2 separate regions of the Mus musculus genome follow, and region 2 is linked to region 1. Evidence: chromatin contacts called from ENCODE POLR2A ChIA-PET data. All regions are on one chromosome and are shown on one strand. Each heading gives the region's core, a stretch centred on a gene start or an enhancer-like site at or near the end of the contact. The rest is flanking DNA. Distances are from core to core; before and after follow the strand shown.

Region 1 (4,380 bases), core at 1,270-3,769:
TGTAAAAGGTCACAGAAGCCCTGAAATTGGCAAAATAGATTTCATTGTAAGCAGAACTAGCTTCACTGATCTAGAAAAATAGAGGTGCACAATGCTCTGGCCGCTCCTCGAACTCATGTGTCTGCCAATGTTCTGGCCGTTCCTTGAACCCATGTGTGTGCCCACTGCTGCACCTCACTGCCAGGTGTTTGTGATATTGGTTGCTGGGCTAGAGTTGGAAAATCTCCCCAGCAACCACAGCCGGGCCAATCTGGAGTTGCTACACCTGCACTAGACTCTTTCCTTGTACCCCTCCCATACCCATTTCTTGAGAAGACCTGGAAATCCCCTACTTCCCCCTTCTCCTCCCCCCCTCCCCGAGGGCCTATAAAAACTGGGACCCCTTTCCCCTCGAGGTCGACTCCTCTACCCCTGCGTGGGATGAGTCGTCCCTAGAGCTCTGGCTTTCCCCAAATAAAGCCTCATGTGGTTTGCATCAAGCTTGGTCTCTCATGAGATCTTGGGGGTCCGCTATTATCCCGAGGCCTGAGCGAGGGGCTCCTCTTGGGGTCTTTCACCCCCACCTCCAAGTGCTGGTATTTATGGTGCACAAGCTGCAGTTCTCAATAGCATGGTCAGAGTGGGTAAGAAACTGAGGTCAGAGAACTGCAGGCAGAGAAGACATGTTCAAGGGCTCAGGGTCAGGAAAGCACCAGAAAGTTTCTGGGAAATCTAAGTAGCCTTTGTATGTGGGGCAGTGTGAGCAAGGAGGGTGGAGGTGCAAGGTCAGACCAACCAGGTAGGAACAGAAAGGAGAACCCTGGGAGGAGGCACGGCCATCTGACTGGCATGGTTTTATGTGTGCGATTATAAATTAACAGTTCAGGGCTTGGATGTAATTTACTGATAGCATGTTTGCCTAGCACCTGCAATATCTTGGATTAAATTGTCTAGTTAAAAAAAAAAAAATACATGCCGGGCAGTGGTGGCGCATGCCTTTAACCCCAGCACTTGGGAGGTAGAGGCAGGCAGTAGTTCCAAGTGACCTTTAATGTGGGGAATGAAATTGCAAAGGTAGATTCTGTTGGGGATTAAAGAACTCAACTTGTTTCTTAGCCCATCTTGTTCAGTAGCACAAATCATTTATCACAGCATTTTTTAGCTTTAAACCTTGTGCATTCGTTGCAGGCAAAGCATGGACCTTAGAAGGGAGAAAGACCACTGGAAATTACTCATTCCATTTTTTCTCCCTTAACAGCCTTATGGTGGTCTACTTTATTTTTTTATTTATTTATTTATTTATTTATTTATTTTTATTACATATTTTCCTCAATTACATTTCCAACGCTATCCCAAAAGTCCCCCATACCCTCCCCCCCACTTCCTTACCCACTCATTCCCATTTTTTTTTTGGCCCTGGCATTCCCCTGTACTGGGGCATATACAGTTTGCGTGTCCAATGGGCCTCTCTTTCCAGTGATGGCAGACTAGGCCATCTTTTGATACATATGCAGCTAGAGTCAAGAGCTCCGGGGTACTGGTTAGTTCATAATGTTGTTCCACCTATAGGGTTGCAGATCCCTTTAGCTCCTTGGGTACTTTCTCTAGCTCCTCCATTGGGAGCCCTGTGATCCATCCAATAGTTGTTAGTTTTTTAGACAGGAGAAATACCAGCAACAATCTTTTTGAAAGTTAGATGGGAGGCCTTGGGGAACACTGGGAGAATTAGTATATAGCTTGTTCCTCAGGCAGGTAAGAGGCTATGGGATCAGGTAGCAGTGATGACCTTGATTACAGTGTAGCCTTCGAGGAGGGGAGTCAACCTCCTGCTGGAGGTGAAGGAGGGGTTTGTGTAGATTGAGGAAGTAGTAGGTAGGGCCACAGGATCTATGTAAATCCCCCTTCCACCACACAATAGACCTCAATTCCCCCCTATCAGTGGGATTTTTCCAGAACACTTTCAGCTAGCGTTTTCTTAAATCGGGCTTAAGAAATAATGTGAATATGTATCTGCCTCTCCAAATGATCCTGGGTGTCATCCCGAGGAGAGCTCTGGATTCTCCCCATAGCCTTACTCTGGCTCTGAGGTCCGCAATCGGAGCTTGCTGAATTAGCCTGCAGCAGAACACCAAGGAGCTGCTACGCGGCTGGCTTCACAAAGGGGGGCGGAACTTAACTCCAGGTTCTAAGAACACAACGTCCCAACCCGGCCTCTCCTTTCCTCGCCTCGCCTTCTAATTGGCGGTCTAACGAGCCTGCCGAAATTGGCCCGGAGAGGCCACTGTAGTCAGGGACTACCGGGAAAGCTAGCGGCTGGTTGGTGGGACCCGAGGACAATCTTACACACCATTGGATCGAGAGTTCAGAGGCGGGACAAATCGCATTTGGGACATGGATTGGACAAAGGCCAGACACATTGATGTAGGGGGGCGGGGACTGGGCGGAGAGTTGTCCTTGTGTTAAGATTGGGGCACGCTCATGGGGGCGGAGCCTGAGGGGGCGGTGCCGTGTCGGAAGTCAAAGGTCGGTAAATAGTGGTGATGTCATGCTGGCAAGATGGCGGAAGGGTGAGCTTGGCGTTCCGCTTTCTGGCGTTGGGGGCTTGGGCTTTTCGAGGGATGGGGTACTGGGCCAGGGGTCCCTGTTGGGGACAGGCTGCCGGTGCGGGTGCGGACTGAGCTGGAAGGGCAGAGCGGAGGCGTGGTGCGAGGGCATGGGGAAGCGGCCGGAAAAGCCTCATCTCCGGCCGGAGGCTGGGCTGGAGTCGCCCGGCAGGGCCGTCAGATGTGTCTGTCTTCCACAGGGAGGACGTGGGGTGGTGGCGGAGCTGGCTGCAGCAGAGCTACCAGGCAGTCAAAGAGAAGGTAAGCCGGGCCAGCACCCTTCCCTCGGCAGGGCACCGCGGCCGTCTCCTTGCAACCAACCCCAGCTAGCCCCTGCTTGGGTTTTTTTGAGCTTCTGTGAGGCCATTTACGAGAAAAGGGTAGAACACCACCACTAACAACATCTTACTCTTAAACAGCAATATTTATTAGAATATGTGACAGTCACTACTCACAGACAGGTTGGGAGGATATAGACCTTAGCCAGACAGATAGTCTTGGGCCTCACAAAGCTCAGTCTGGTGTGGAGGCAGTCAAGCAAAATAGTTGCTTAGTTACTGTTGTGAATACCGGGAAAGGGCAGTCCCTAATTGTCCAGACTAGGGAGTCATGAGCATGCCAAGGAAGGTGTAGCCAAGAATCCGGGTAGAGATGAGGATTGCCATATGCGCTGGTACCTGATGGTGCCTATGTGACTGGTTTACAAAGGGATGAGGGGGGGCCAGAGAGTGGAGACCTGGGGAAGTGGCTGTGATTGTGACTAATGCTTGTCCTTGTCCTAGGCAATGCCAGTTGGTGTTCCTGTTTTATCCCACATTCCTTTATTTACAGGCAGCCCAACTAAGTCGTGGGGTAACTAATTACTGTTTACCTCAAGCAAGTGAAGGGAGTCGTGCTTCAGGGCAGACTCCGAGAGGCTTCTGATCTCAAGTCAGCCCAGTACTTTAGGAACGGTTTTTGTTTGTTTGGTTTTTGGTTTTTTGGTTTTTGTTTTTATTTTCTCCTTGCTCCGGGTTCTCCTGGGAAGCCTCCGCTCAAGCTACAGCTCAGCACATCTGAGAATTCCCTGTGCTGGAAGTTTTATTGATGATGGAGAGGCAGGACTTTACGCTAAGGATTAATATGAGACCTCAAGCATGCAAAGAAAGTGTGCTATCCGGCAGGTGTCCTGTCCTGTGAGGACTCCCCGTGTGTTTCGAGGCTTTCAGGAAGAGACTTAATCTCTCCCTTTAGTTCCTTACATTTCTGGGAACTTGGACAAGTTATTTTGTTGTTATTGGTGGTGGTCGTGGTTTGTTTTATTTTGAGACAGGGTCTCATGGTGTATGTCGCCCTTGGCTGCCCTGGGACCATTATGTAGACCAGGCTGGCCTCAGCCTCACAGAGATCCGCCTCCTTCTGCTTCCTGAGTGTTGAGATTAAAGGCGTGTAGCTTATGACTTGGGCAAGTTTGTTTATCTGGTTTCTTCTTCTTCTTCTTCTTCTTCTTCTTCTTACCTTCCTCACTGTGAAATGGCAGTACCTCTCTAATGCGATGTCACGAGGATCACATGATAATATGCAGAACACTCAGACAATATGTGGTCTCTCTGGGTGCTACATAGGCATTCGCTCTTTATTAAGTGACTCAGTAAAACTCAGTCACCGTTTTTCGACTTTTCCCTTGCTCCTCTGCTGCCGTCTTTGCTGCTGGCCATCTCCGCTCCCTTTGGGTCGGTGTCTTCCTGCTCTCTTAGCAAACGTCCTCTCATTTTGAGAGGGGCGTGTAACCTGACTTCCTCTGCTTGCTTCCTTCCCA
Region 2 (4,273 bases), core at 1,464-3,963, 180 kb after region 1:
ACATAGGTTCCCATTAGATTCTAAATTCATATTTTCATATTATCCCACCACCCCTGTCAAAGGACTGCCATTGCTCTCTGTTTTTATTCATTTGAGATAAGGTTTCATTATGCAGCTGGCTGGTCCGGCACTCAAGAGATCTACTTGCCCCTGCTTCTCAAGTGCTGTGATTAAAGGTGGATGCCATCACGCCTGATTGCCTCTACCTCAGCCAGGAAGCTTTACAATTGTCTCCCTTGGGTTCCACTGTATTCAGTCAGCACAGACCAGGTTCCTGAATTGTCAGTCCTGGAGGCCCACGAGATTGGCATGGAGATGGCAAACCCCACCAGTGGATGGCTTTGCTTGGTTTCTATTATTTTGGTTGCCAATTATTCAGCTGGTCAGATGAGAGTGGGGGACTAACCAGGTAGGAGTCAATTTTTCAGATCAAGAAGGCCCTTTCTTGATGATTCTGAAGAGGTCTGTGGCTTACCTGGTTCATGTTGATATTTGATATCTCAACCTTGGTGTAGCCTAATTCTATTGCTATAGAAACAGGGAAACTAAGACCCAGGAGTGGAGAATAAACATGTCCAAAGTCAAGCAGCAGCTAAAAGTGGTGCTGGCAAGCACTCGGGCCTCCTGTTCTCCATATCCTCAGTGAGATGCTAGCTACACTCTGCCTCCACTTCCCAAGGCCAGGAGGCTTTGCACAAGTGAGTGATCTAACAGCTCAATGCTAGGACCCCATCTTTGAGTAAACCCGGGCGGGGGGGAGGGGAGATAACACACATACTGTCTTGAAAAGCAGATTCTTTTGAGTTCTGACAGAGCAGGTTAGCCCATGAGATGACAGGTGTTAACTCCCTCCCCTCACCAATAGCTCCCCCCTCACCTAGACCCTTGGCTTTCTTCTTCTCCTGTGGCCTCCGATGGTCTCGGTCTCCAACTTCATCACTCGCTCGGATCTCCTCTGTTCCAGGCTCTCCCTTAGAGGTCTCCTTCTCGCCGTTGACGACTGGAATGCCTGGTTCAGGCTCCCCATTCCTGGCTGCATAGGTTCGGGACTTCTCCGTGTCTTCCGGCTCAGTGGGCTCACCCTGTGCTCCCTCCTCAGCCGGGCCTCCCTGATTGTTGTCCACACAGTATGTACTCAGGATGTCTTCCAACTGCCGGCTCAGCTCCTCAGAGACGTCACAGAGGGCCCCAGGCTGAGCTGCTTTAGCTCGAGCCCCTACAGCAGGAAAGATGAAGACACGGGATTAAAGTTCAGTGGTCATACCACTCGCTTGGATCTTCTTTAAGCCCAGATAAACACACTGGTGTGGGTTAAATGTTGTTTTATTTATTTATTCGGTTGAGTTAGGCTCTCTCTACAGGGCCCTGGCTGTCTTGGAACTTAGTATGCAGGCTGATCACAAACTCCGAGATCTGTCTGCCTCTGCCTCCTGAGTTCTGTGGACAATGGTGAGGGACACTAGGCCTGGCCTCAATTTAAGTTTTTTTAAACCCTAAGTTTGTTTAGTTATAAAACAAGTATTTCTAACACCCAAACATACTTGTTATAAAAGCCAACTGTGTAAAGCACCCCTGTGTGAGGAGCAGTTGGCATGTGGCAGACGCTGCACCTCATGAAGGACAATTACCCACCACTGGCAAGTGTTCTCTGGGAATATGACTTTGCTTACGGGGTGCTTCATTTGACTGTCTTCGTTTAAACCAGTCAGAGCATGCTCCCAAGGTTGCGCCCCACGGCTAAGAGTGGGAAGGTTCACCACCTCCCCAGGAAACAAAAGGATCACACAGAATGAGCATCGTTCATTCTATAGTTCCTTCTTCTTGGGTAAACACTGGCCTCAGAAGACAGACCAGTACCAGAAACTCCTCCCTCTGCCCACTGGAAAAGCAGAGCTGGCACACACCCTCGGTCTTCCCAGGAGCCTGGCTTGTGGAACCTTCGGCTTCCGCCCCAGGAGCTGTCTGTCTGGGTCGTCCATGGGCTCCCTCCGGTCCTGCTTCCCGTTGCCCCGGGCTGCCCTTCGAGTTGGAGTGTTTGGCAGGCCCATTCTTTTTGTCTTGGTTCTTCATTGTGATCTGCAAGGCCAGAAATGGGGCAGATCCTTTAAGGACCCAGTTGCTTTTTTTTTTCTAGACTTCAAAATTCTTCTTCACAACTAGATAAGAAATCCCCAAATCTGACGCTCGAAGCTTCAAACAGACCGGTCGGTCTTCGCCCGGGATTTCACGGTCCCATGGAAGGTTTCCGAGAAGCTGCCCCTGAGTGAGTGAGGGAAGGAAGAGGCCTCCTTTCTCCCGAATGCCACTTCTCGGCACCACACGGCTCCCTCTCGGCAGCCGGAGCGCGGGATTGGCTCAGAGCCGCAGACTGACGTGGCGGGATGCTCCAGTCCCGATCGGCTCCCCGCCCCACCAGGTCCCACGTGGGACCCCCGCGCGCGCGCGCGCACAGAAGCCACCCACACCCCACGCGCCCTCTAGACCTAGAGTACGCACGCGCAACACTGGGGCAGGCCGCCCTCCCCCCGACCCCCCGAATTAGTTGTTCCTCTACGGCCAACGCGTCCTGGGCCACAGACCCTCTGAAGAGCTCGTCCCACGTACAGCCCATAGACATACTTCACCACGGACGTCCGGCGGCGTCCTCCTCTCCGGCCGAGCACCGGAAACCTAGGTAACTGCTGCCAACAGGACCGCCCTCTCCTGCCGCAGCCAATCAACAGCAAACGCGGGCGCGGAGCTTGCTGGGAAAAAAGAAGTCAAGGCGGCTTTGGAGGCGGGAGTGGGAAAAACTACGAGCCCCTTCATGCCTCGCGGCGCCGCACAACTCCCGAGATGCAACCGAAAAGCATAGGAGCCAAATACCCTGAGGGTCCGAAATTATGTCATTGGTCGAGAGATTTTTGTCAGCCTCTTTTCTGGTACTGAAGCTATGATTGGCCTTAAACTTTGGCATTCTGGTCTTTTTTTTTTCTTTTTTTTTCATACACTCATTAGTCCTTTATAAACATGTATGACTTTCTATGATCTCTGAGAACTCGGAAGAGGGATAGAAAGGTAAACTAATTTGTTATGTGCCTGGCATTTTTTTCCCCTCTATTACAATAGAAGGTTTATAATAATTCAAACGTTTTTTCCTCGTATCCAGTAGCTTGATTCTCATAATTACTCGGATTAAGTACAAAATACTCAGTGATCTGTGAAATATACGATAGTACAGAAAAGCCTAGTTAAAATAAAACAAACTACTATTTGTTTGTTAGAGACAACATCTCGTTATATGTGGCTTTGGCAGGCCTGGAACTCCCTATGTAGATTAAATTGGCTTTGAACTCAAGAGTTTTGTCTGTCTTTGCCTCCCCATGGCTTGGACTAATGGCAAAGGCCACCAGGTAAAGGGTAAATAGTTTAAGGCTCCATCAATATTGTGTGGTTATAGCAGATTCAAAGCTGGAAGCCTGACACCAGCACCCATCCTTTAAAAATATTTCTTTGCCCCCTGAGTCAGGGTTTCTTTGTGTAGCCTAGTGTGTCCTAGAACGTAATCTTTGACTATGCTGGCTTCTAACTCAGAGCTGCCTACCAAAACCGGTTGGAACCATTCTCCGACACCACAGCTGTTCTCTGAGGCAATTTATGCCCCGCCTTCTAACCCCACCAGCTTGGCAATTACTCCCTCAGAAAGGGATTGAAGCCAGGGAGTTTGGCTTTAGGCAGGTTGGTAAACTCCCACCCTACCACCCCTGCCCCACTTTCTGCAAAGTATCAAGTGTTACTGCTTTAAAATGTTAGATTTTTCTCGTCTTTGTTCTTCATTATGATTTGCAGTGCCAGTGTAGGCTCAGAACATTAAAAAAAACCCCACAATTGTGATTTCAATTCTTTTGTTGTGTGGAGTTTGTTTTGTTTGATAAGGTCTTGCTTTATAGAGCTGGCTGGCGTGTAACTCTCTATGTAGATCAGGCTGTCCTAGAAACTCACGTGTTGAAATTACTGTTGGCTAAATGCTGCAGCCTCAAGAGGCTAGAGTCAGGCTGTGGGGTAGAGCATGTTGCAAATTGTGCTAATTGGACTTTGTTTTAGGGTTCTTAAATGATGTCTATTTTTCTGTAATAGGTCTGCCAAACAGACTCAGAGTAGAGTTCTGTCTGTTCACATGTAACTTTGAGAGACAATAAACTCAGTGACAGAGTACTTACCCGGAGTGATCAAAGCTGAAAAGAGAAAGCGTTGGCACTTGACCAGTTTACTGAGGGAACCGAATCTCAGAAAG

Evidence for each region. ChIA-PET counts read pairs that join two places held with the same protein, here RNA polymerase II (POLR2A).
Region 2: POLR2A ChIA-PET joins it to region 1 with 13 read pairs in embryonic stem cell. The contact joins the promoter of Txlna here to the promoter of Bsdc1 in region 1. POLR2A ChIA-PET finds 5 or more read pairs at or near these places in 3 of 5 experiments (Patski and embryonic stem cell).

Annotation. Positions count from the first base shown.
Region 1 is chr4:129,459,160-129,463,539 of GRCm38, forward strand. It overlaps Bsdc1 (BSD domain containing 1), which reads left to right and starts at 2,520. Exons shown (of 11, transcript NM_133889.2): 1 at 2,520-2,546; 2 at 2,783-2,843. The coding sequence starts at 2,536.
Region 2 is chr4:129,638,352-129,642,624 of GRCm38, forward strand. It overlaps Txlna (taxilin alpha), which reads right to left and starts at 2,714. Exons shown (of 11, transcript NM_001199695.1): 1 at 2,620-2,714; 2 at 1,905-2,076; 3 at 878-1,216. The coding sequence starts at 2,070.